Linked DNA regions of Homo sapiens: all the other regions are linked to region 1. Evidence: chromatin loops called from intact Hi-C (ENCODE). Cell type or tissue: body of pancreas. All regions are shown on one strand.

Region 1 (8,000 bases):
CTTAAGACTAGCCTTAGAATTCTTTTTCGCATTAATCAAAACTTTACAGAGGAGATAAACACTGATTTATTTCATTTTTTTTTAACCATTCATTCAACTGTTTGCACAGAGAGAGAGAAGCCAGAAATCTGACTGGTAAGAAATTCTTACCCTTTTGTCAGCATGCCAGGCTTCTGCGTTCCCTTTCTCTGAGTAGCCCTAGTGATCCAGCTTGAGGCACCATCACCCTGAGGGCCAAGTTGCATCATAAAGGAAAATTATTTTTTTTCATTCTGGCCATCGCAAAATACGTGTGATAAAACATAGACATTATCCACTCTGCGTAGCACCCAATATCAAACTGGCAAGGGCTAAATTTGCCCCCAGATAGGCCCCGTCATCTTTAATCCAGCCTCTGGCTTGGAGTTTCAACACGTGGTCTCTGGGCAAGATGGTTGCACTGAGTAACAGGAAAGATAGGAAAGGAAAAGTAGAGAAGGAAAGTATTGGCTGTGGCAGGGTGGGGAAGGTGAAGAGCTTAGGAAGGCCAGAGAAAGACCCACTCATTGCAGCCGACAATGAAAAGTTCAGGTGGCCGCTTGTCGGTAGCAAAGGGATCTTTCCCAGCAATCCCATCAGCTCTCAAGTTTCCCCGTTTAGGGAGGAAAAAGCTGCCAAAGTCCCACGATCCTGTACCTGCCTACCCCCGTCATCCACGGCTATCAGCAAAGAGTGCAAGGCAGATTAATTAGCAGTAATCTGTTTTTAGCCGAGAGGAACTTTACTTAGAGGGGCCTCTAACCCCGTAAACCTTAAAAGGGACTCTAACCCTCCTAAGTTGGGCCTCTAACCCGAGGTTGGTAAAGTGTCCTTGCCTTTTATTAAGAGGGGCCTCTAACCCACTCTGTCTTAGGAGAGACTCTAACCCCCCTAAGTTGGGCCTCTAACCCAATCCCATTCTTTACCCAGGTACCCCACCACTTACCCGAAGTCCTCCAATCAGTGCAACAGTCTATTTCCTTTGGGTCGGGGGTCTCCTCAGTATTGTCCCCTTTGTGGTCCAAGAGAAAGATGTTATTGGACCCCACCACTTACCCCAAGTCAGCCTTTGGGTCGGGGGTTTCTGCTGTATAGTCGCTTCTGTGGTCACCAGAAACATCTTACCAGAAGGGGGTATCGATCCAGACCCCAAGAGAGGGTTCTTGGATTTCACGCAAGAAAGAATTCAGGGCGAGTCCGCAGTGCAAAGTGAAAGCAAGTTTATTAAGAAAGTAAAGGAATAAAAGAATGGTTACTCCATAGACAGAGCAGCCCTGAGGGGTGCTGGTTGCCCATTTTTATGGTTATTTCTTGATGATATGCTAAACAAGGGGTGGATTATTCATGCCTCCCCTTTTTAGACCATATAGGGTAACTTCCTGATGTTGCCATGGCATTTGTAAACTGTCATGGTGCTGGTAGGAGTGCAGCAGTGAGGACGACCAGAGGTCACTCCCGTTGCCATTTTGGTTTTGGCAGGTTTTGGCTGGCTCTTGTACTGCAACCTGTTTTATCAGCAAGGTCTTTATAACCTGCATTTGTACTGACCTCCTATCTCATCCTGTGACTTAGAATGCCTTAACCATCTGAGAATGCAGCCCAGTAGATGTCAGCCTCATTTTACCCAGCTCCTATTCAAGATGGAGTTGTTCTGGTTCACACGCCTCTGACTTCCCAGCCTGCAGAACCGTAAGACCTCTGTTCTTTATAAAGTACCCAGTCTCAGGTATTCTGTTATAGCAGCACAACACAGACTAAGACGTCTCCAAACTGGTCTGTGTCTCCTCCTTTGGGACAGGATGAACCTGAGAACCCGATATGTTGTCCCAACAACTTGACAACCTCCCAGGGAATTCTTAGAAGGTGCTGAGGAAAACCCATTTCTGTGTCCTCTGACAAGGCTGTGCCTGGGCCCCAAGTGGGGGAAGCAGGTGTGTCCGTGAGTCAGTTGCACCATGCAACCAGCCCTGGAAGTCTTTTTTTTTTTTTTTTTTGAGACAGTCTCTCTCTATCACACAGGCTGGAGTGCAGTGGCGTGATCTCAGCTCACTACAACCTCCACCTCCCAGGTTCAAGCAATTCTCCTGCCTCAGCCTTCTGAGTAGCTGGGATCACAGATGTGCACCACAATGCCCAGCTAATTTTTGTATTTTTAGCAGAGACAGGGTTTCGCCATGTTGCCCAGGCTGGTCTCAAACTTCTGTCCTCATGTGACCCACCTGCCTCAGCCTCCCAAAGTTCTGGGATTGCAGGCATGAGCCACTGAGCCCTGTAGGCCCTGGAAGTCTTATAGACACAGGAGGATTCCTCCAGTATCACTCAGTTAAAACTTCAGTACAGAGGAGTGGGGTGGACAGAATGTGCATGTTCTGGAAATTAGCTCAGTGCATTTGCAAGCCTCCCTTGGCCTTTCTGACCTGCCTGTGCAGCTGTCCTCTGCAGTGGCACAGCTGAGAGCTTTATTACAGCTTAGAGCAACCTCCTATTTGGGTAAACAAATAGGGATGCTTAAAGGGACAAACGAATCAAGAAGTCAAAGAGGCAAGACACACTCGGCTTTTCTGGCACATGAATCCCTGGAGTGCTGAGGCTCTTCCATGGAAAACTCTATGGCACTCTGCCCTTCACACATACCTATTTAGCACGTCACTCTCCTGTGCCCTCTTCTCCCCACAAAGCCAACACCCTTGTTTAGATCATGCATGAGGCACTGATTTTGAACTGTCTGGTGTTGTGATGACAGTTTGCAAATGTAGCCTGATCGTAGGTTGCAGTTCCTGGAGCAAGTTGAGGCCCAGATTCCTGACAACTCTTGTCCTATAAGCCCTCGGGCTAAGGAGGTGCTGAGCCAGGAAGCATCTCCGGCCTCACCAGTTCTGCTTGGTGGGCAGAGAGCACAGGGCCAGGCAGGCAGCCAGCTCAAGAAAGGGCTATGGTTATACTGAGGTTTGCTTGATAACCTCCTAATGCTCCAATGTTTAGGCTAAGTAGGCCTGTTCTCCATAAGCACACAGGAGAATTATCATTCTAATAAAATAATAACTAGCTAATGTTTATGGAACTTGTACTAGGTCCCAGGCACTTGACATGCATTACCTAATGTAATCTTTGCAATTTTAGAAGTCAGTACTAGAAGTTAGGTGCTATTTTTATGTCCTTATTAAAGATAAGAGAAATGGACCCGGAACAGTGGCTCATGCCTGTAATCCCAGCACTTTGGGAGGTCCAGGTGGGTGGATCATTTGAGGTCAAGAGTTCGAGACCAACTTGGCCAACAAGGTGAAACTCTGTCTCTACTAAAAAGACAAAAATCAGCTGGGTGTGGTAGCGCGCCTGTGATCCCAGCTACTTGGGAGGCTGAAGCAGGAGAATTGCTTGAGTCCAGGAGGCAGAGGTTGCAGTGAGTTGAGATCATGCAACTACACTCCAGCCTGGGTGACTGGGCAACACAGCGAGACGCCGTCTCAAAAAAAAAAAAAAGATAAGAGAACTAAGCCTCAGTAAGTGGAAGGCCAGTTCTTAAACTGGAGTCTGCTTATCCCCAGAGCCATGTTTGTACCCTGTCCCAGGCTTCTCAACTTCCAGGAGCATCAGCATCCTGCATCAGTGGCCCCCAGAGGGCATGGTGAAGCCACCTGCTGAGCCCTCCCAGTTCCTGAATCATTAGGTCTGCATGGGGCCAGATTCGCCTTTCTTAAAAGCTCAGGCAGTACTGCTGGTCTGGCACCCACCCTTTGAGAGCACTGTGCTGCACTACACTTGGGGTCCCAAGCTTCCTGCAGAGACCACCTGGGGCTTTTACAACCCTCTAGTGTTATCACTGTTTGGTCTTTATCCAGGAAATCCACTCCCTAAAGGGTGTCATGCATCCCTGCCACTTCAGCCAGAGCATCCCTCAGTCATCTGCCAAAAACACTGCTGCAGTGGGGACAGGCACAAACTAATGCTCACATCTGTGCTCAAGATGCATGTTTTGCAACCGGCAGAACACTTAACAGCACAATGAGGCTCTTCTACACCTGAGTGGTCTTTGTCCTCACATGGAAGCACAGGCTTCACAAACAGGCCAGAGGCAAAGTCAGGGTTAGCTGGGCGATGAAGACAGCCAGCTAATTGCTCTTGCATCCACTTGCTGTCATGGGCAGCACTTAACCACCATTGTCATTTTACGCTGATGTCAGTATTGTTTAATCAGTGACCTTTCCTCCCACTGTAATGAATATTCCGCAAGGACATGGCTCTTTTCTGTCTTGTTCGCGCTGTGTGCCCAGCAACTGGACCAGCAGCTGGCATACAGGTGTGGGCAAGAGAATGTGTTGGGTGAACGAAAAAACAAATGCACAGGTGGACAAAGAAATATGAGTAAGTGAATAAACAAGTGCAGAGCCAGTCACGGGCAGATCGTGGAGTAGGGACACATGTGACTTGCTGGGAGCAGCTGCAAAATTTGGCTGGATAGAGAAACCACAAGGGGAAGCTGGGAAACTCAGCTTCCCCTCCTTCCTTCTGAAAGAGGCCCCCTTTTCACAGGTGTGAAAGGTGTAACGCTCTGCGTCCTGCCCACACAGTAATCTGGACAGAGATGCATTCGTTTGCTTGGATTGCAGTAACATAGTAGCACAGAATGGAATGGGAGGTTTACATAACAGACCTTTAGCGTTTCACAGTCCAAGAGGCTGGAAGTCCAAGATCAAGGTGTCAGCAGCGTGGGTTCCCTCTGCGGGCTGTGAGGGAGAAATCTGCTCCAGTCCTCTCCCCTAGCTTTTGGTGGTTTGCAGGCAAATCTTTGGAGTTCCTTGGCTTGGAGACGAATCATCTCAATCTGTCTTCATCTTTACATGGGGTTGTGTGTGTGTGTGTGTGTGTCTGTAGCCAAATTTCTCCTTTTCATAAGGACACCAGTCATATTGGATTAGGGGCCTATCCTATTCCAATATGATCTCATCTTAACTAAATACATCTGCAAAGACCCTATTTCCAAATAAAAGTCATATTGAGAAGTACTGAGGGCTAGGATTCCAACATATCTTTTCTGAGGGACAAAATTCAACCCATAACAGAGGTATAGTTAGTAGTTGTGCTTCTAGGCAAAATTTACAAACATAGGTCTTTTCCCTTAGTTTCTGGAGGCCTTCTGTTGAATGGCTTTTCGTCTGTTAGGAAGCTGTGTTGGAAGCAGTGGGAAGCTGTGACCTGTGAGGCCTGCTGAGAAGGTCGTGGGAGGCTCCTGTTCTCCATAGCTCTTTACCTTTAGGCTGTGTGAGCAGGGACTATGTGTCCCAGGCAGCGCATTTACTGTGGGAAATTTTATTTTTTTTTTGAGATGGGGTCTCGCTCTGTCACCCAGGCTGGAGTGCAGTGGCGCACACCCAGGAATTTTTATGCAGCTGCAGCTGTTCCCTGGACAGGTAGATAAGGACTGAGGGCCTGAGGGGCCAGGTAAAGCCCCCTGGCTCAGGTGCTGCAGGTCCTGGACACAGCTGTCCTCCGAGGAGGCTGCCTCAGAGAGCCTTGCTTGCTGCACTCGTGGCGAGAGCAAAAGTGGCCAGAGGAATGGCTTCTCCTCCAATTTTGGACTTCCCTTTCTGGGCCTGTCCCATCGTGGGTACAAATTATAACCCCCTCCCCCCTACCCCGCCACTACCTCTTTCATTTGGCACAGAAAGAAAGGAAGGTCATTTCTGGGAAATGGACCCAGCTGGGCCAGGTTGAGCTGCTGCTGTCTGGTACCTATCTTTCCTCATGCCCTAGGGGCCCTATTTCAGTCCCTTTCACCACCCCCCATCTCTTCCTTCCAAGACAATCACAGTGGGCAGTGTTTATACTTGCACAGGATTGCGGGGAGAAGAGGACACCTCTAATTTGCTCCTCTATTCTAATTTTCTTTCTCATTCAATTAGGCTAAAAAAAACCCTCACTTTTAACACTGTTAACAACAGCTCCTAATGAAAGCAGCAGCCAATAATTACATAAATCATTTATTGGAGAGCTATTTTAGATTCCTCATTTAATGAATGTTGCAGAATTTAGCTGGTTTCAGATTCATCAGAATAGGAGCTTGGCAAAGTCATGAAGATAGAGACCCCCTCCCCGCACACTCTGTTTCGCTGGTGACTGTCCGCCTGTGACCCTCTGCTCACCTCACTCTACCCTGCAGGCTCCCCTCCACCTGCCCCTCCAGACACCTCCTCCTCACTCACCTCTGTGGCTTCCACTGTCATTACCTGTTGGTGACCCCAGATCTCTAATGTCTTCTTCCCAGATCATCTATCCATTGTCTACAGGAGTTTCCAGTCAGAAGGCTGCAGGAATGACATCCTCCTCCCCAGACCTGCTCCTCCCTCCTCCTTATCGCAAGTTACATTATTCACTCGCCTGGTTGCTTGTCCAGACAACTGAAGTTCAGAGAGGTTAAAACACTTGCCCAGAGGCACACAACTAGTGAGTTATGGTAAAGCAGAGATTTGGACCCAAGTCTGACTGTTTGCAAAGCCCATACTAGTGCCAGCATGCTGTGCCGCCTTACTGATGAGGTGAGCACGTCAGCTCCTTTCCACACCTCATGCTATTCCAAGCGCTGGCTCTATACAAGGTAATCGAACTGACAAACCAAAACTACCCATTTGTGATGTGCCAAGCTGTGTTCCAGGTGTTGGGATCCCAAGTTGTCTAAGACACAGTCTTGCTCTCTAAGACTCAGAGAGAAAAAAAAAAATTGATCATGGCCATTTAGTGTCTTCCGTGCTTTGACAGAGGTAAGTACATGTGCTTGTGCTCAGGGAACACACGTAAGAGCACCACCTACCTCGCACCTTGGGGATCAGGGAAGGATCCCCAGGAGGTGAGCCGTGAGTTGGGTTTTGAAGGTCAAGTAGGAGTTAGCCAGAAAACAAGGTCTTGGGTAGATGAGAAAAACAGTTTCTTTACACCCACACAACATTTCTGACACCAGAGGTCTGGGTTATTTCCCCCAGTGACCAATTCTCCAACACCAACTGGGTGTCCTACAATTTAATTCTGACACTATCAAGCTGCAGCTCCTGTCAGATCCCACACTTTCAGGGCTCAGTCCCACCAGACTGCCCCCATTGCAGATGCCAATGGCAAGTCTGGGTCTCAGGTATTTCTGACCAAACAGCTATAAGTTAGCGGTTCCAATGGCCCCCTCCCTTGGGCTCAATAATTTGCTAGAATGGCCCACAGATTCAATGGCCCACAGATCTCAGAGAAACACTACATTTACCAGCTTATTATAAAGGACACAACTCAGGAACAGTTAGATGGGAGATGGATAGGGCGAGGTAGGGGTGGGGCAGGGGGTAGGGCTTCCACGTCCTCTCTGGGCACCCACCCTCCAGCACCTCCATGTGTTCTGTAGTCTAGAAGCTCATCAGATCTCACTGTTCAAGAGTTTTCACAGACCTCAAAATCCAGCACCCAACTCCCATTCCCAGAGGCTGAAGGGTGGGTGGGGCAGGTGAGGGTGCAGTTTGAAATAATATATATTGATGATGCTCCAGCAGTTTTAAGCAAAATCTTGAGCCATTTATGTCCAGAATTTTTGACAAACAAAACCAGACAAAACAACCAATCCCACAAAACAAAACTAAACAAAACTAAACAAAAACCAACCAGCCAAACAACCAAACCCAACCAAAAAACCCTAGAATTCATTGTTTTGCGATGCACTGTCACACTGAATCATGCCTGTAACTGATGTTCTAGAAGAGTTCAGTTTCCTCTAAGGGTAATCAGTTATGTGATAAAGAGGTGTTAAATACTTGGTGATGATTTAAAATCCAATCTTAATTTGGTCCCACCTTGAGATCTGTTCATCTTTTTTTTTTTTTTTTTTTTTTTTTTGAGACAGAGTCTCGATCTATCTCTCAGGCTGGAGTGCCGTGCAGTGGTGCAATCTTGGCTCACTGCAGCCTGGACCTTCTAGGCTCAAGAGATCCTCCTTCCTCAGCTCCCCTGAGTAG
Region 2 (8,000 bases), 130 kb before region 1:
GACAACAAAGGATTTAGAATATTACATAACTTAGTTGATAAAGCAGCGTCAGGGTTTGAGAGGACTGACTCCAATTTTTAAAGAAATTCCACTGCGAATAAAATGCTATCTAACAGCATAGCATGCTACAGAGAAAGCTTTCATGAAAGGAAGAGTCAATCAATACTGCAAAATTCATAGCTGTCTTATTTTAAGAAATTGCCACAGCACCTCAACCTCCAGCAACCATCACTGTGATCAACCAGTAGCCATCAACATGGAGGCAAGACCCTTCACCAGCAAAAAATTACAGCTTGCTGAAGACTCATAACTGTTAGCATTTTTCAACAATAAAGTATTTTAAAATTTTTTAGACATAATGCTACTTTACACTTAATAGACTACAGCGTAATGTAAACATAGCTTTTATATGCACTGGGAACAAAAAATATTTTATCACTCGCTTTATTGCAGTGGTTTGGAACCAAAATTGCATTATCTCAGAGGTATGCTTGTACTTTGGATAAAGAAAAATCCTCTTATATAGACCCCAGTGTTTTAGTGCTCAAGAGTAAATAAATTAGAGTAGTCCTATGTAGAATTTGAATCCAGATCTCACTCTTGTACTTGAGTTAATCCATGCAGTCTTAGAAGCAGCATTTCCATCTCTCACCATGACCTGCCAATTTTACCCCTAAATTTCTCTCAAGCCCATCCTTTTTCCCTCAACTCCACCGTCATCACCCTAGCCCAAGCTACCATCCTCTCTTGTCTGGATACTGCAATAATCTCCTAACTGTCTTATCAATTGCACTCCTTCCTTCCTACAGCTAGTTTTCTGTAAGACAGCCAAAATGTAATATTTAGGAAAAAATCAGATCATATAACTGTGAGGGTGACCAATCCCTTGGTTTGCCTGGGGCTGTTCCAATTTTAGCACTGAAAGTCTCACATCCCTCAGTCCTAGGCAAACTGGGATGGTTGGGCACCCCAGGATTCTGCTCAAAACCTGCCAGCACCTTCCAGTCATCCTTGGAATAAAACCCTTTATGATGGTCTGTGAGGCCCCATAGAGTGTATCTCTTGCCTACCTCTCCAGCTCATCTCAGACTAGGATCCCCTTGGACTCACCACTGTGGGTGCACTGGTTTTATCTTAATTTTGAGAATTCATTGTGATCTTTTTCACCACATGGCCTTTGCCCTTCATTTCCCTTCAGAGGATGTACTTTCTGCCTCTCTTAGTTAACTCAGGTTCATCCTTCACATCCCAGCTTAATTGCAATTCACTACATTAGGTTCCTCTAGTACAAGCTCTCAGAATATTCTGTTCCTTTCCCTCAGGTCACGTGCCTCAGTTTGTCATTCTATAATTTTCCATTAGTAGTTTTATGTCTGACTCCCATACCAGCCTGTAAACTCTTTGAGTGTAAGAACCATGTGTGTTTTGTTTATCACTGTGGATTTGACTCCTAGAATGTGCCTGGCACATATAAAAAGGGGTTCAATAAATATCCACTTCAGTTCCACTGCTAATGTCACAGGTCAGACTTGAGATTTCTGAAGCATTTCCCTGCCTCTAATCTATTCACCTTCCAAATCATAATACCCATTAGTGTCATGGTAATCTTATAGATGTGGATGCCCTGTATATTTCCACAGATATCACTGTGTCCCATACTGGTCTGCTGATCTGCCCTTGTATATAATTAGAAAAGGTACATTTATTAAGAGTATACTATGCACCAGCACTGTGCTAAATACTTTATAAATTTAATATAATTTGCACCTCACAATCACCCTTGAGGGACATTCTTCCTATTTTACATGCGAGGAGACAAAGGCTTAAAGAGATTAGGTAACTAATCCATTACCACATAGAGTTTGTAAGAGATGCAACCAGAATGGTACCTGATGCATAAACCCTTGCATTTTTGTCTTTCAATTGCATGTTTTATTAGTTATAATTAGGCTTGGCTGTACATGACAAGAAAGTCCAAAGTACAATAGTGGCTTAAGTGGGATAGAAAATTACCTCTCTCTCATGGTTTTCCTCTGGTCTCTCCTGTTAAAGAGACCAGAGGAAAGCAGTTCAGGATTAGGATGACCTGATCATCAGGGATCCACACACGTGTTGTTTGCTCTCCCTAGCTTGACTTCCACCTTCAGGTCCAAAATGGCTACCTGGGCTCCAGTTTCCTCATCCCTATTTAGTTAACAGGAAAAAGGAAGATGTGTCCCTCATCCTCTAAGGATACCCTAGAGAAGTCACAGCTGACACTTCTGTTTATATTTCATTGGCCAGATTATAATCATATGATCAGATCTTACTGCAAAAGATGCTGAGAAATACAGTCCATGCTTTTGTTGTCCATAGGCTGAGCTTAAAAAAAAAATCCTCCTATAAGGAAGAAAGAAAGAATGGACATTAGGGGAAATAACAGCATCTGCCAAACACACGCTAGAGCAGGTTCTACTTATGACTTTCAAAATTATCTACAATTTAGTTTCATCCTACATAATGTTCTAGTTTTCCACCTCTCAGTCATTTTAAACCATTGCCACAATGGGCCACTCACCTCTCTGTTTCCCAGACATATCAAACTCATTTTCTATTTTACTCTCCTTGCTTTTTCTCCTACTTGGGAGGGCTTCCTGTCAACCTACATAAATTCTACCCACACTTTACTGATTAGCTCATTTTAGAGGAGGTTATCCTCTAAAAGTTTCCTCTATGTTAGCTTTCTGTCCCCCAAATAGAATGGAAAAAGCAAAGTTGTGGGTACATAGCAAGCACCTAATAAATACTTACTGATTAATATATAAAATAGCCTTACTTAACTCCTTTAATTCTTATGTGGAACACTGCTTTATTCAGGATTTTTCAGTGTTAGTTTACACCAGGGGACTTGTGTAGTCCCTCTCCCCTTCTCTTGTGAAAATACAGGCACCTAATGAATATTTATTAAGTACATGTTTGATTTTATTTTATTGTTTTTGGAGACAGGTTCTCCCTCTGTTGCCCAGGCTGAACTGCAGTGGTGCAATCATGGCTCACCGCAACCTCAAACTCCTAGGCTCAAACACTTCTCCTGCTTCAGCCTCCCCAGTATCTGGGACTACGGGTGCATGTCACCATGCTGAGCTAATTTTTTGTAGAGACAGGATTTCGCTATGTTGCTCAGGCTGTTCTCAAACTCTTGGCCTCTCAAAGTGCTGGGATTACAGGTGGGAGCCATCACACTCCACCATTAAGTACATGTTGAAAGCCCCCATTGTTCCAGGTTATCCACTTAGAGCTCTCACTTGGTTTCAATTTCTGAATCGATGTGGTGGTATTTGCTATATTGTAGGGCACTACTTCTCAAACTTTATATGCATACAGATCACCTAGGAATCTTATTAAAATGCAGATTCTGATTCAGGAGATCCAGGGTGGAGCCTGAGATTCTGTATTTCTAAAATATCCTAGGTGGGGCTGGGTGCAGTGGCTCATGCCTGTAATCCCAGCACTTTGAGAGGCCAAGGCAGGAAGATCGCTTGAGGCCAGGAGTTTGAGATCAGTTTGGGCAAAACCCTGCCTCTACCAAAAAAACAAAAAACAAAAAACAAAAAACAACAACAACAAAAAACATGCAATTAGCCACGCATGGTAGTGTGTGTGTCTGTTGTCCCAGATACTTGGGAGGCTGAGGTGGGAGGATCACCTGAGCCCAGGAGGCAGAGGTTGCAGTAAGCTGAGATCACACCACTGTACTCCAGTACACCACTGGATAACAGAGTGAAACCCTGTCTCAATAAATAAATAAACTTAAATATAAATAAATAAAAAATAAATAAAATAAAATATCCAAGGTGATGCCAATGTTGGCAGATGTAAATAGCAAGGCTGTGGAGATCCTCAGATTATCTGCCCCAGATCACATGAAGATGCATTTTAAAGCAAAAGATCCCTGGATCTCACTTCAGACCTATGGGATCAGAATCTCTGAGATGGGACCCCAGAATCTGCATTTTAGCAAACTCTCTAGTAGATCTTCATATACACTAATATCTGAGTTTAAAAAGAACCCTAGATGATTTTTATGATTAGGCCTGTTTATGAGTAGGCAGCTTTTCGAAATAATGCCATTCAGTTCAGCATAACATGGAGTAACTGAAACTACCAAAACTTAAGAAACTGAACAATGTATTAATATAACTTGAATGGTTCTAAGTTTTTTTAAATCCCATACTTTAAGCTGCAGCATTTTAGCATCACTCTTTTGCCCATAGCTTTGTTTGATTCATAGCACTTAGAGCAGGAGAACCTCCCCCGCCCCACTTTGGGATTTCTCATGGCTGTAGGCTTCCCAGCAGCTGGTTCCAAATTAATTCAGATCTCTACTTCAGCTTATGCTTTGAAGATAAAATTTAAGAGAAACAAAAGGTTTGAAATTGTGTTTCATAAAATATTTCTTGAAGACATTTCAAGAGAAAATCACTTGTAAAGAAATTCTTTCCTTAACCTTATTCTTATTTCTTTTAACCAATAAGTACCTGCTTACTTAAGGGAGTTATTGATAGCATCTAACAAGATTGTGTGTGTGTGTGTGTGTGTGTGTGTGTGTGTGTGTGTGTGTGTGTGTGTGTAAGAACTTTGTCAACTGAAAAGCACTGGAGAAATGCAAGGTGGCATGACTTTCATTACAACAGAGTATTAGCCAATAGGCTTAGCCCCAAAATGATAAATTAATCTTAAACATACAGTTGGAGTAGGAACAGAGAGAAAAGTTCTGCTCAAATCCCTTACGATTTAAGCCGATGTGATGAGAAGCATGGAAAGAGCCAAGCTATACGACAGAAGGCTTGGATAAGAGGGGGAAATTTAACCCAGGTAAGGACAACTAATATGGTTTAGAGGAAACATTAAACACCACTATCAACCCTGAATGTCTTGTTAATCTCTGATACATCAGATCATCAGGGAATAGGTAGAGCAGATCAAAACGTGGGGAGGGAGGGGAGCAGGGAGGCTGGATCTCTGTAACCTAAGGGACTGTATGGGGACCCAGGAGTCAGGAGACCACACGTAGGGCCACCAACCATTTGCCAGGACTGAGGAATTTCCTGGGATGCGGGACTTTCAATAGTAAAACTATGGGTAAAGTCCTGGGTAAGCCAGGATGAGCTGGTCACCTCGATACCATGCCAACTTGATTTCTGGTCTACTCTATGATGAACAAGCTGCATAAGTTCTCCACAACTTATTTTCCCCGTTCATAAGTGGAATTACTCTGTGTTCCTTTCCTTCCTTCTTTCCTTCTTTATTTCTTTCTTTTTTTTGAGAGAGAGATTTGAGAGAAGAGTCTCGCTCTGTCACCCAGGCTGGAGTGCAGTAGCATGATCTTGGCTCACTGCAACCTCCACCTCCCAGGTTCAAGCAGTTCTCATGCCTCAGTCTTCTGAGTATCTGGGATTACAGGCATGTGCCACCACAGCTGGCTAATTTTTGTATTTTTAGTAGAGATGGGGTTTACCATGTTGCCCAGGCTGATTTCGAACTCCTGGACTCAAGTGATTTGCCCACCTCAGCCTCTCAAAGTGCTGGGATTACAGGCGTGAGCCACCACATCCCGCCCTGTCTTCCTTTTCTACAAAAAAGAAAAAAAAATTCCTTTCTCTTGTCAAATACCACTAAATTACACCACCCCAACACTAGAACAAAGATGTTCCAATTATTTTTTTTTTTAACTTGTTGGGGGCCGGGTGCGGTGGCTCACGCCTGTAATCCCAGCACTTTGGGAGGCTGAGGTGGGTGGATCACGAGGTCAGGAGATCAAGACCATCCTGGCTAACAGGGTGAAACCCCGTCTCTACTAAAAATACAAAAAAATTAGCCAGGCATAGTGGCGGACGCCTGTAGTCCCAGCTACTCAGGAGGCTGAGGCAGGAGAATGGCGTGAACCCAGGAGGCAGAGCTTGCAGTGAGCCAAGATTGCGCCACTGCACTCCAGCCTGGGTGAAAGAGCAAGACTCTGCCTCAAAAAAAAAAAAAAAAAAAAAAAAAAAAAAAAATATATATATATATATATATATATATATATATTTGTGGGGAAATTCAGAAACTTAGGTACTTAGGAGATAAAAGTTTCCAGAAGTTAGGGGCTTGCTGTCAATGATAGGACTTGAAGTTACAACATGAAAGAAAGCTTGAGATGTGAGATTCAGTGGTCTCCTGGAGATGCAGGTGAGGACAGAGGAACAGGGTAGAAATCAGGGCAAATAGCTTAATCTCCCCATTTGTACAACGTGGGTAACAATACGGTCCTTTTAAAGTCATTGTGGGTTAGGTGCGGTGGCTCATGCCTGTAATCCCAGAACTTTGGGAGGCTGAGGCAGGTGGATCTCCTGAGTTCAGGTGTTCAAGTCCAGCCTGGGCAACATGGCAAAACCCTGTCTCTACAAAAAATACAAAAAAATTAGCTGGCCGTGGTGGCATGCATCTGTAGTCCCAGCTACTTGGGAGGCTGAAGTGGGAGGATTGCTTGAGACTGGGAGGTGGAGGTTGCAGTGAGCCGGAGATCAGGCCACGGCACTCCAGTATGGGAGACAGAGCGAGATCCTGTCTCAAAAAAAAAAAAAAAGTCATCGTGAAGATTAAATGAATTAATGTATGTAAAGCACCAAGAACATGGCCTGGATTGTTGAAAGTGATCAATAAGTGCCAGTGATTATTATTATTTTAACGTAATATTTTGAATCTTATGTTATGAAAATGCAAGTTTAAATCTGAACTATGTCTTTTTTTTTGAATTTGCTTTTTTTTGGCATTTTAAAATTCTATTCTAAATGTTAGGATTCTTTTTTTTTTTTTAATACTTTAAGTTTTAGGGTACATGTGCACAACGTGCAGGTTTGTTACATATGTATACATATGCCATGTTGCTGTGCTGCACCCATTAACTCATCATTTAGCATTAGGTATATCTCCTAATGCTATCCCTCCCCGCTCCCCCCACCCCACAACAGTCCCCAGTGTGTGATGTTCCCCTTCTTGTGTCCATGTGTTCTCATTGTTCAATTCCCACCTATGAGTGAGTGAACTATGTCTTATTCATAGGTGTACTATGTGATTTTATAGGTTCTGTGAGTAGAAGAACTTGCCAAAATATCCTTCTCCAAAACATCTTACAAATATACTCATCCATTACAATACCTGATAATCTGCCAGCAGAAATACATTAAGGCTTTGGGGGTTTTAGTTTCTGTATAAAATACTAATGCTTTAGGAAGAGAGTTCTCTCTTCCATTTTTTAGCCATAAGCCCCTTGTCATGGATTAGCTGACCACACCAGGAAGGGGAGATAAGGATTGAGCCAAGGAAACATAACATTGGACAGGTGAGAAAGAAGGTTCTAGCTTAGAGTATTATCTGTTTGGGGAGCAGGGGGAGGCCTCATGTGGAGTCTTCAGGGCCCTTTGGAAACTAGGGATAATTTTAGCCTTAAGAAGGGAAAAGAGAAGCTAGCCGAACAGGAGAGGAGCATGGAGGAGACACAATTGTTTACTTTATAGTATTGTTTAGGGTCAATCATGTTAATAAAAAGAATTGCTGAAATGGCTGAGAGTTGCAGTCAAGTCTGGAGGATTTTTTTTTTCTTTGAGACAGAGTCTTGCTCTGTCGCCCAGGCTAAAGTACAGTGGCATGATCTAGGCTTACTGCAACCTCTGTCTCCCAGGTTCAAGCAATTCTCGTGCCTCAACCTCCCGAGTAGCTGGGATTACAGGCGGGTGCCATAACGCTCGGCTAATTTTTGTATTTTTAGTAGAGGCAGGTTTTCGTCATGTTGGCCAGGCTGGTCTCAAACTCCTGACCTCAAGTGATCTGCCTGACTCAGCCTCCCAACGTGTTGGGATTACAGGTGTGAGCCACCACACTCAGCCAAGTGTGGATGATTTGGCTCACCCTATCTGAAAAATTTTAAGGTTATAAGCCCTGGAGCATTTTATATAAAATAATTATTGACATGAATATAGAAG
Region 3 (8,000 bases), 240 kb before region 1:
GCTAGGGATTAGAGAGATGAAATCAGAGAGGTAGCCAGTGGCCAGGTGACAAAAGGCTTTGAACACAGTATAAGGGAGCTTGGACTTTGTCCTTAGGCACAGGGGGGCTTCTTAGAAATTGTAAATGGGTAGGAGAGAGAAGTGCTTAATATAGATTGTATATTATCATATAGAAGCAAAACAGGAAATGGCTGGCAGGGTGTGGAATTAGAGGAAAGAAGAATGACTACAAGGCTTTTTCAGTAATCCAAACTAAGGAACAAATTACTAAAATGGCAGTAGGAATGAGAAAAATAGATATATATGAGAGATATTTAGTGAAAATATTTTCAAGGCTGAGTTTTTTAACTAGACATGAGATGATGGAGGCATGCCTTCCAGGTTTCCAGCTTGAATGATCAGTTACACAACTGATTGATCCTTTACTGAGAGAATATAGAGAGGTGATAGAAGATGAAGGTTTTACTTTCAAACATGTTGCTGTCTTTAGGCAGTTGGATAGTAAATACGTTGCAGTTGGAAGAAAGATGGGCTGGGATGCATATAAGGTCATCTGCACATAGAAGTTCTTAAAGTCACGGGAGTGGGGAGAATTGCCTATGAAAAACATGGATTGAGAAGAGAAGACAACAAGGAGAGCATCAGCATTTAAGGAACACACAAAAGAAGAGGCTCTTTAAAAAGAAGATGGCAAAAGGAAGAATCAGAAATAAGGGTATGGACTATTAGGTGGAATTTCATGGAAGGAAGAGCATTATCAGGTGCCACAGAAATGTCAGAAAATACAAAGACTGAAAAGTATCCATTGGATTGACAATTAAGAGAGCATTGTCCAGGCACAGTGCCTTATGCCCATAATCCCAGCACTTTGGGAGGCCAAGGCGGGTGGATCACGAGGTCAGGAGTTTGAGATCAGCCTGACCAACATGGTGAAACCCTGTCTCTACTAAAAATACAAAGTTAGCCAGGCGTGGTGGCGCATGCCTGTAATCCCAGCTACTCAGGAGGCTGATGCTGGAGAATTGCTTGAACCTGGGAGGCCGAGGGTGCAGTGAGCCGAGATTGTGCCATTGCACTCCAGCTTGGGCAACAGAGAGAGACTCCGTCTCAAAAAACAAAACAAAACAAAACAAAAAGCGTTAACGTCTTTCTGCTGGTTTACTGATCATGATACGTAATTTACATCTCCAGACATCTTAATAGTGATCTGCTAATACACCTATGGAGGTCAATACCCAAGGGGCTGTTGACCTCAGAGGCACTCCACACTTTTCCAAGAGGGTATTGCAAAATCTGCACCATTCTTTTAAAAGGCAAAATGGTGACTTTCTGCCTGAAAACAGCCTGAAGTCCCTTGTGGTCCTCTGAGTCCACGCTTCAAAGATGTTTCTCTCCTTAGACACTAGTGTGGCATCAGAGGTCCACCAAAGGTGGATGTCTCTGCAAATACTTTCCAAATTACTTGTTGCAGGAAGCTGATTAATGCTATTTTAACAGTTAAATCTGAAAAAATAGAACCAGTGTCTTTAAATCTGTGTTGTGATTATCTCAGGTAATAGACTTGGCATTTGTACTATGAGTCTGTTGGGCACAAAATGTTCAATTGCCTGAACCCAATAAGGAATGGATTTTTCTGGCTTTTAGCCTTAACACCCAACTTTAAAAAAAAAAATGTTTACAGCATGAGCAACTAGGTGACACTCTGCTTGAAAGCAGGAGCCTAGAGGGACAGACAGCATACCACATGGTGCATGCAGCAGTTTTCAACCTGTGGTGTTGGGTTTCAATCAGGCTGGTGGGAAAAATATTAGAGATAGTTATAGAAATAGACACAAATCTTCTTGGAAGGCTGAGAAGTTTGCCTAACTTCAGTAATAGATCTGGCTGAAGGCGGCCTGATCTCTTTACCTTTAAACAAATTAAAATAGTAATAAAGAAAGGCAGAGTAGTTTACCTGGCTAGCTTGTTTACTCATATAAAGACTAACCTTTGATGTACCGTGAGTGCTTAAGTGCCTTTTACTCAGAAGTCCACAATGTCAATTTCCCTCTAATGGTGTTGACTCAAGCTTTTGTTAATTAATCTTACTGAATAAATGCGAGTCTGACTAGCTGATCAGGGCCTAGTTGCAACTGTTTACAGGACTCAGCAGGAGCCTGTAAGCGGCTGGGACCCTCAGCTGGACTGGCAGAGCAGAATATCTGTGTGTCAGCATACTTTATTTATCCGTTGCTGAATCGGGTCTGCAAGAACAGACCTCCCGCAGCTAGTGCCCCCGTGAAAGGAGCGCTGCCTCACTGTGGTGACTTACGAGGCCACTGAGACGGGAGTAGACTGAGGAAGGGATAGTAGACCAAGCAGGAATGGTTCTGGTTCACCTGAAGTTAAAAGTGTTCTTATGATACTTTCAGTTTTCTTCTATTAGACTGGGTAATCTTTAAAATATCTTTGAACGCTTAAATTCTGATTTTATGACCACTTTCATTAAGGCTCAAAATATTCTCTGTGGTGTTTCTGTACCTCTGCAGTCATGCTGGGATTTTCAAAACTCAGTTAAATGTGTGAGGCAGATTTGAGAAATAAGATATTTTATTAGAGTTTCAGGATTCCCCGACTATATAGTCCTCTTTCATCTGAATTCGACCAAGTTTCCACCACTGCTTACTCTGAGGACCAATGGCCATAGAGACAAGCCACCTAATGAAAGAATGAGCCAGCTCAAAGCCAAAGTCCTGCAAAATGCTCGGGCTTCTTTACCATACTGTTTATCATACTTTGCCATGTGATAGTTACTCTATATTTTAGTATCTAATATAATTGTTTAATAATATACTGATAGTTCTGAGCGCTGTAGAAATGTGGAATTTGCCTATTGCTTGGCCTCGAGGACTGTGGATTTTCTCATTTCTGTCACTTATATTTTATTGAATATACTTCACAATAAAGTAAAAATCTGTAATGAATGATTTAGTATGTATGCACAGTTCCTGGATGTGATGCCTAGTTCTTGATTGGTATGTACCTTTGTAATAATCTATATGGGCATTTGTAGTTTTATACTGAATGTACCACTTGTTGATGAAATTTGAAAATTTATTTTTATTTGATTTAGTTTCTTTTTTCCCCCAGCACACAGCATGCCTCTGCAATGCCATCATTGCTTTGCTGAAAGTTCCCCTTTCTTTCCAGAGATATTTTTTCCAGAAACTACAGTCTACCAGCATCAAGGTAATACAGGAAGAATACTAAGGTTAATATAGGTTTTAAAACCAGGTGTCTTCTGAAGATTATGTAGGACATAGCTACACTTCAGTGTGTTACCTTTGGTTTATTGGTTTTTTTGTTTTGTTTTGTTTTTTGAGACAGAGTCTCGCCCTGTCGCCTGGGCTGGAGTACAGTGGTGTGATTTTGGCTCACCGCAACCTCCGGGTTCAAGCGATTCTCCTGCCTCAGCCTCCCAAGGAACTGGGATTACAGGCATCCACCACCTCACGCAGCTGATTTTTTTATTTTTGGTAAAGATGGGGTTTCACCATGTTGGCTAGGCTGGTCAGGAACTCCTGACCTCAAGTGATCCACCCACCTCTGCCTCCCAAAGTGCTGGGATTACAGGCATGAGCCACTGTGCCTGGCTTACCTTTGGTTTTGATAAAACCTAGTTGTAAGCCATTTCTCTCCTTTATCAAGTGGTTTGGTGAAAGAAATGAATTTGGGAGTTAAACTCTCTCCCTTTTTAATTGTCAGTGCCAAATTCTATGAGACAGGCATTTGGGTAACTGGAGCTCTGTTGTTTGTCTCTCACCTCCAGGAATAAATTAGTGATTTATCACAGTAGCCTGCAAGGATCTTGAGCTGAGTCTATTCAGACCCAACTTATAGACCCAACTTAGAATGAATCAGATCCAGTAAACTGTCACCAGTTCTTCTTCCAAAGTACTTCTGCCTTTCAGTAACATGTTTTGAGGGGCTAACCAGTGAGTAGAATTAGTATTTTGAAATATTTAAGCCACTCACAATTCAAAAGCTATTTTTGATTCAGAAAATGAAATTGTTGGAAAAGGGAGAAAATTGTCACTTCTAAGAGATCTCCTGGATTATCCCTGTTAGTTAATGTCTTCAGTAAACTTTTACATCCATGCAAATGTTTTGATTACAAATAACAGAGCATTCCATTTCAAAATGACTGGAATAATGAGGAAGATTTGACGATCTAGATAAGAAGTCCTAAAGTAGGATGTCTCCAGGGTTGATCAGTAGTTCAACAACATTATCAAAAAGACTCAAATTTCTTCCATCTTTTCATTTAGCAAGACTTGGGCTTTCTTTAATTGATGTGTTTGGGATTTTTAATACATTTTTGAAGAAAAACTAATGAGAGGTGAAAAATGTCATTTGATTCATTTGTAGATATTGACTTTTTTTATAGCACAGTGACTTCGTTGTGTAGATAATCCTGGAACTTTAAGTTCATTTACATTTGAATTTAGTTTATTTAAAATTACGTAAGACCAAAGAGACAGCTCTTAGGTAATGAAAATTTATATAATGCCTTTCCCTACTAGAAGTGGTTCATTGTCAAAGAAATGCCTCACCACAAAAATTGGGAGAATAGTGCCTTTGCTTTTTTCTAATTCTCTATTATCCTCAAATAGAACTGAGGTTTGGGATGAAAACCACAGTGATGTTTAGAAGGAGGCACTTTAAAGGTACATCTGTCTCGTTGTCCTGGCACAGTCAGGTCCTGTGGGGGTGGGGGAGTGCACAATCGAATTTGTTAACCTGTAACCAGTGATTAGCACAGACATGTTTGTCGGAAGGAAGCTTGCTCTTGGTTGTTGGCATTTATTTGAGTGTTGGCATTCCAGCTTGCTCTGTCACCATCGCCCCGGAATCCTGCAGAGCCCATTGCTGTCCAGAATAACCAGCAGCTGGCGCTAAAGGTAGAGGGAGTGGTTCAGCACGGATCTAAACCAGGACTCTTCCGCAAAATTCAGTCTGTCTGTCTGAATGTTTCTTCCACACTGCAGAGTAAATCTGGACAAGACTACAAGGTAATTTAGAAAAGAGGCAGAATTGTGATACAGGTTTTATATGAGCTCATTGATGGAAGTTTTCCAGTGTTTTTCATGGTTAAATAGATTGCAGTTATACCTCCAAAGGGATCAGATGGACATAAATTAAAAGCCCACATTGGGGCTGTAAGGGGTTGATAAACACTTCTTTTTCTCTCCCTGAACCAGTTGATAGAGACAAAGCATCCAGGCAAAGATCAAAATATGAGTTTTATTACTGTTGGAGCTGTGGGAAAACCTAACTCCAATGCCTGGCAGCAAGGCCTTTCTAACCGTAGACCCCTGAATTGGATTTTTTCACCCAGCCTCAGTCAGTACGTATGGGAGCCTGCCCCTATAAAATTTATGGCAGGGCACAGAGGACTCAGGTGCCCAAAGCAGAAGAGAAAGAGCAAGTGCTTACCTTCCCATGTCTGGTTCCTGCCCAGAAAGTCACCCATCAGCAAGACTCACCTCCTCCCTGCTAGGTCAGTAATATTAATCTAACGAAAGGTCTCTCTTACATCAGGAGGTCCCTTCAAACGTCAGAAGTTGGAAAATAAGTGTCTCCCTAACCCACCCAATCCCTCCCCACAAAAAATACACATCTATTTAGTTTTCTCCATTTTAAGTAAATTTTATCATTAAAAAAAGTATATAGCATTTCTATAAAATGATCAGATAAAGTAAAATCTTTTTTTAAGAGTGTAACCCTAGGGATTTGCTGCCTTGGGAACTCAGGATATAGGTAAGTAATAACCTGAATTAGGCTACATTGTTAGCCAGAGCTAAGATGCTGAATCTGTGCCCATGAAATGCCAGTGTTCGAGATAAAGAATGTTCCTTGCTTTAGACATTTATTTCCGATTCCCTGGTGGTTTATCCACAGTAAATGAAGCAAGGGACCAAGTCCACAGTTGTAGCAGCGAAGTTACTCAGATGCCCAGATTGGCTGTGTCCAGGTTTATTGTGGCATAGCATGGAAGGCAGGGTATCAGTGAAGGTATAAAAAGAGAGCATTTTATTATCTTTGGTGGTTTTAGGTTAAAAAGCCAAGGGAAGGTCTGGTTCTAAACTATTATTACTTTCTTAAGCCATTACTACTTTCTTAACTATGGCAAGTTCCTCTCACTTTGGCACTCTGTCCACTCTGACACGGCTGAGCCTTCATTCTCCTCTTTTCCTCTGTTTTGACTTCTGTGCCATACAGCATGGTACCTTATGTAGCCACTCAATAATTTGTGAATGATGAAAAAATTATTTACTATATTTAGAGTATAACTGTTAAAATTGGGTATCTGCTGTCACAGAAGGTTGTAATGAGAATTTACATAATTTATCCCTGTCTGCAACTCTCTCTTCACTTTGAATTTGAAACAGTAGTAACCATGATTCTCTTTGTTACTTGCATATAATTTCTACTGTTAAGAAAATAACATTCAAACCTAGAAGCTATGGTCTTCTGCTTGTTGACCTACCTCTCAAGAGGCATTGATTAAAGTCAGGAAGCTGATATAATAAGCCGAGTAATAACATGATTACTTTGCAGTGTTATTCACAGTGAGTTTGCAGCTTAAGATGCAGCCATCCATTCAGGGTGATCAGGTTCCCTAGGCCTATTTCTGGTCCTTTTAAGGAAGTTCTTTGGTTGGCATATTCTTTAGGGAAATAAAAACTGTACAAAGGCTAAATGTGAAAAAGTACCTGTACTATAAATAATTCTAAGACCTTGAATTGGTTGGTGACGTCAGTTCATTACTATTACAGGTAAATGTCTCTGGAAAAGTGACATGATAACTGCTCCTTGAGACACAAAGCTGCAGGGCACATTTATATAATTAATTACACCACAGAAACACGCACATAAACCTAGAGTAATTTGGTCAAATACACATTAAGATCACCTTTATTTGCATTCTCAGGATAAATCTGTCTCTTGACACGTTTCATCTTGGGTACAGGTAAGAGTACGTCAGCAGGTTTTATTCTGGTCTTTGAAGAACAAAGGCATGAGTGTCTGGCTAAATGAATGAGCCTATAAATCTGTGTTTTATAACATATTGTACTTCCAGTCTGAACAAAACAGTGCTTATTAAATGAGCAATGTACAAATGGTTCAGTTAATTTGTTAAAGGAGTAAGGAATCACTACATTAAGTAATAAAAATCAGACTAACTGTTGGGGGGGAACCTAACTTAAATTTGCTTAGTGTTTTGTTCTTTTTCAGTCTCTTAGGTTTTAAACTCTCTGGAACAGGTGATTTCATCCTATTTCTTCAGAATATCTCTTCACAGTCTAAAGGAAGATAGGGATTTAGAGATGGGGTTGAGTAAGCAAGGAAGAAAGGCCAGCATGTGAAGGGGCTGTCAACGGCTCTGGGAGCTCATTCTACTCAAGTAGAGTGAGGAGCATCACTTAGTAGTTCAGAGTGTAGGCCCTGGAGGTAGTCTGCCTGTGTTCAGATTCCTACTCCGTTCACTAATCATGTGACTTTGGAGACATTACTTAACCTGTCTGCCTTAGACTCCTCATCGGTGAAGCAAGGATGATAGCAGTACCTAATTTTTTATTGTCTGCATGGTCTAAATAAGCTCTTAGAACAGGGCCTAACTCATAGTAAGCACTGAAGAAATGTTAGCCATTGTTGTTAGTTAACAATTGTTTCATTGCAGATACCCATTGACAACATGACCAATGAGATGGAGCAAAGGGTTGAACCTCATAATGATTACTTCAGTACTCAATTTCTGTTGAACTTTGCTATCCTTGGAACACACAACATTACAGTGGAATCTTCTGTGAAAGATGCCAATGGTATAGTATGGAAGACTGGTCCCAGAACTACCATATTTGTAAAATCCCTGGAAGACCCTTATTCCCAGCAAATTCGCTTACAACAGCAGCAAGCCCAGCAGCCATTACAGCAGCAGCAGCAACGCAATGCCTACA

What was found. Hi-C counts contacts between places; a loop is a spot of excess contacts. Peaks named below come from ENCODE experiments on the same cell type or tissue, not always from the same donor. Only the 100,000 strongest peaks of a DNase experiment are listed, where the experiment ranks them.
Region 2: it touches region 1 in a loop (4-fold over the local background); 80 of 110 quality-filtered maps call a loop at or near these places.
Region 3: it touches region 1 in a loop (3-fold over the local background); 37 of 110 quality-filtered maps call a loop at or near these places.

What each region holds. Positions count from the first base shown.
Region 1 is chr1:211,700,415-211,708,414 of GRCh38, reverse strand. No RefSeq gene overlaps it. Among named protein-coding and RNA genes, the nearest start is that of NEK2-DT, 29 kb to the right of the region's middle. RefSeq lists an enhancer at 3,766-4,267. In body of pancreas, no CTCF peak of the experiment used is centred here; a DNase peak (open chromatin) is centred at 4,374.
Region 2 is chr1:211,833,843-211,841,842 of GRCh38, reverse strand. LPGAT1-AS1 (LPGAT1 antisense RNA 1) reads right to left here. Exons shown (of 6, transcript NR_135820.1): 3 at 2,310-2,379. Among named protein-coding and RNA genes, the nearest start is that of LPGAT1-AS1, 6.9 kb to the right of the region's middle. In body of pancreas, no CTCF peak of the experiment used is centred here; no DNase peak of the experiment used is centred here.
Region 3 is chr1:211,941,835-211,949,834 of GRCh38, reverse strand. INTS7 (integrator complex subunit 7) reads left to right here. Exons shown (of 20, transcript NM_015434.4): 18 at 3,130-3,228; 19 at 4,866-5,051; 20 at 7,724-8,000. Among named protein-coding and RNA genes, the nearest start is that of INTS7, 90 kb to the left of the region's middle. RefSeq lists an enhancer at 1,664-2,276. In body of pancreas, a CTCF peak has its summit at 4,916 (motif pointing right); a DNase peak (open chromatin) is centred at 4,794; H3K27ac peaks cover 1,972 bases.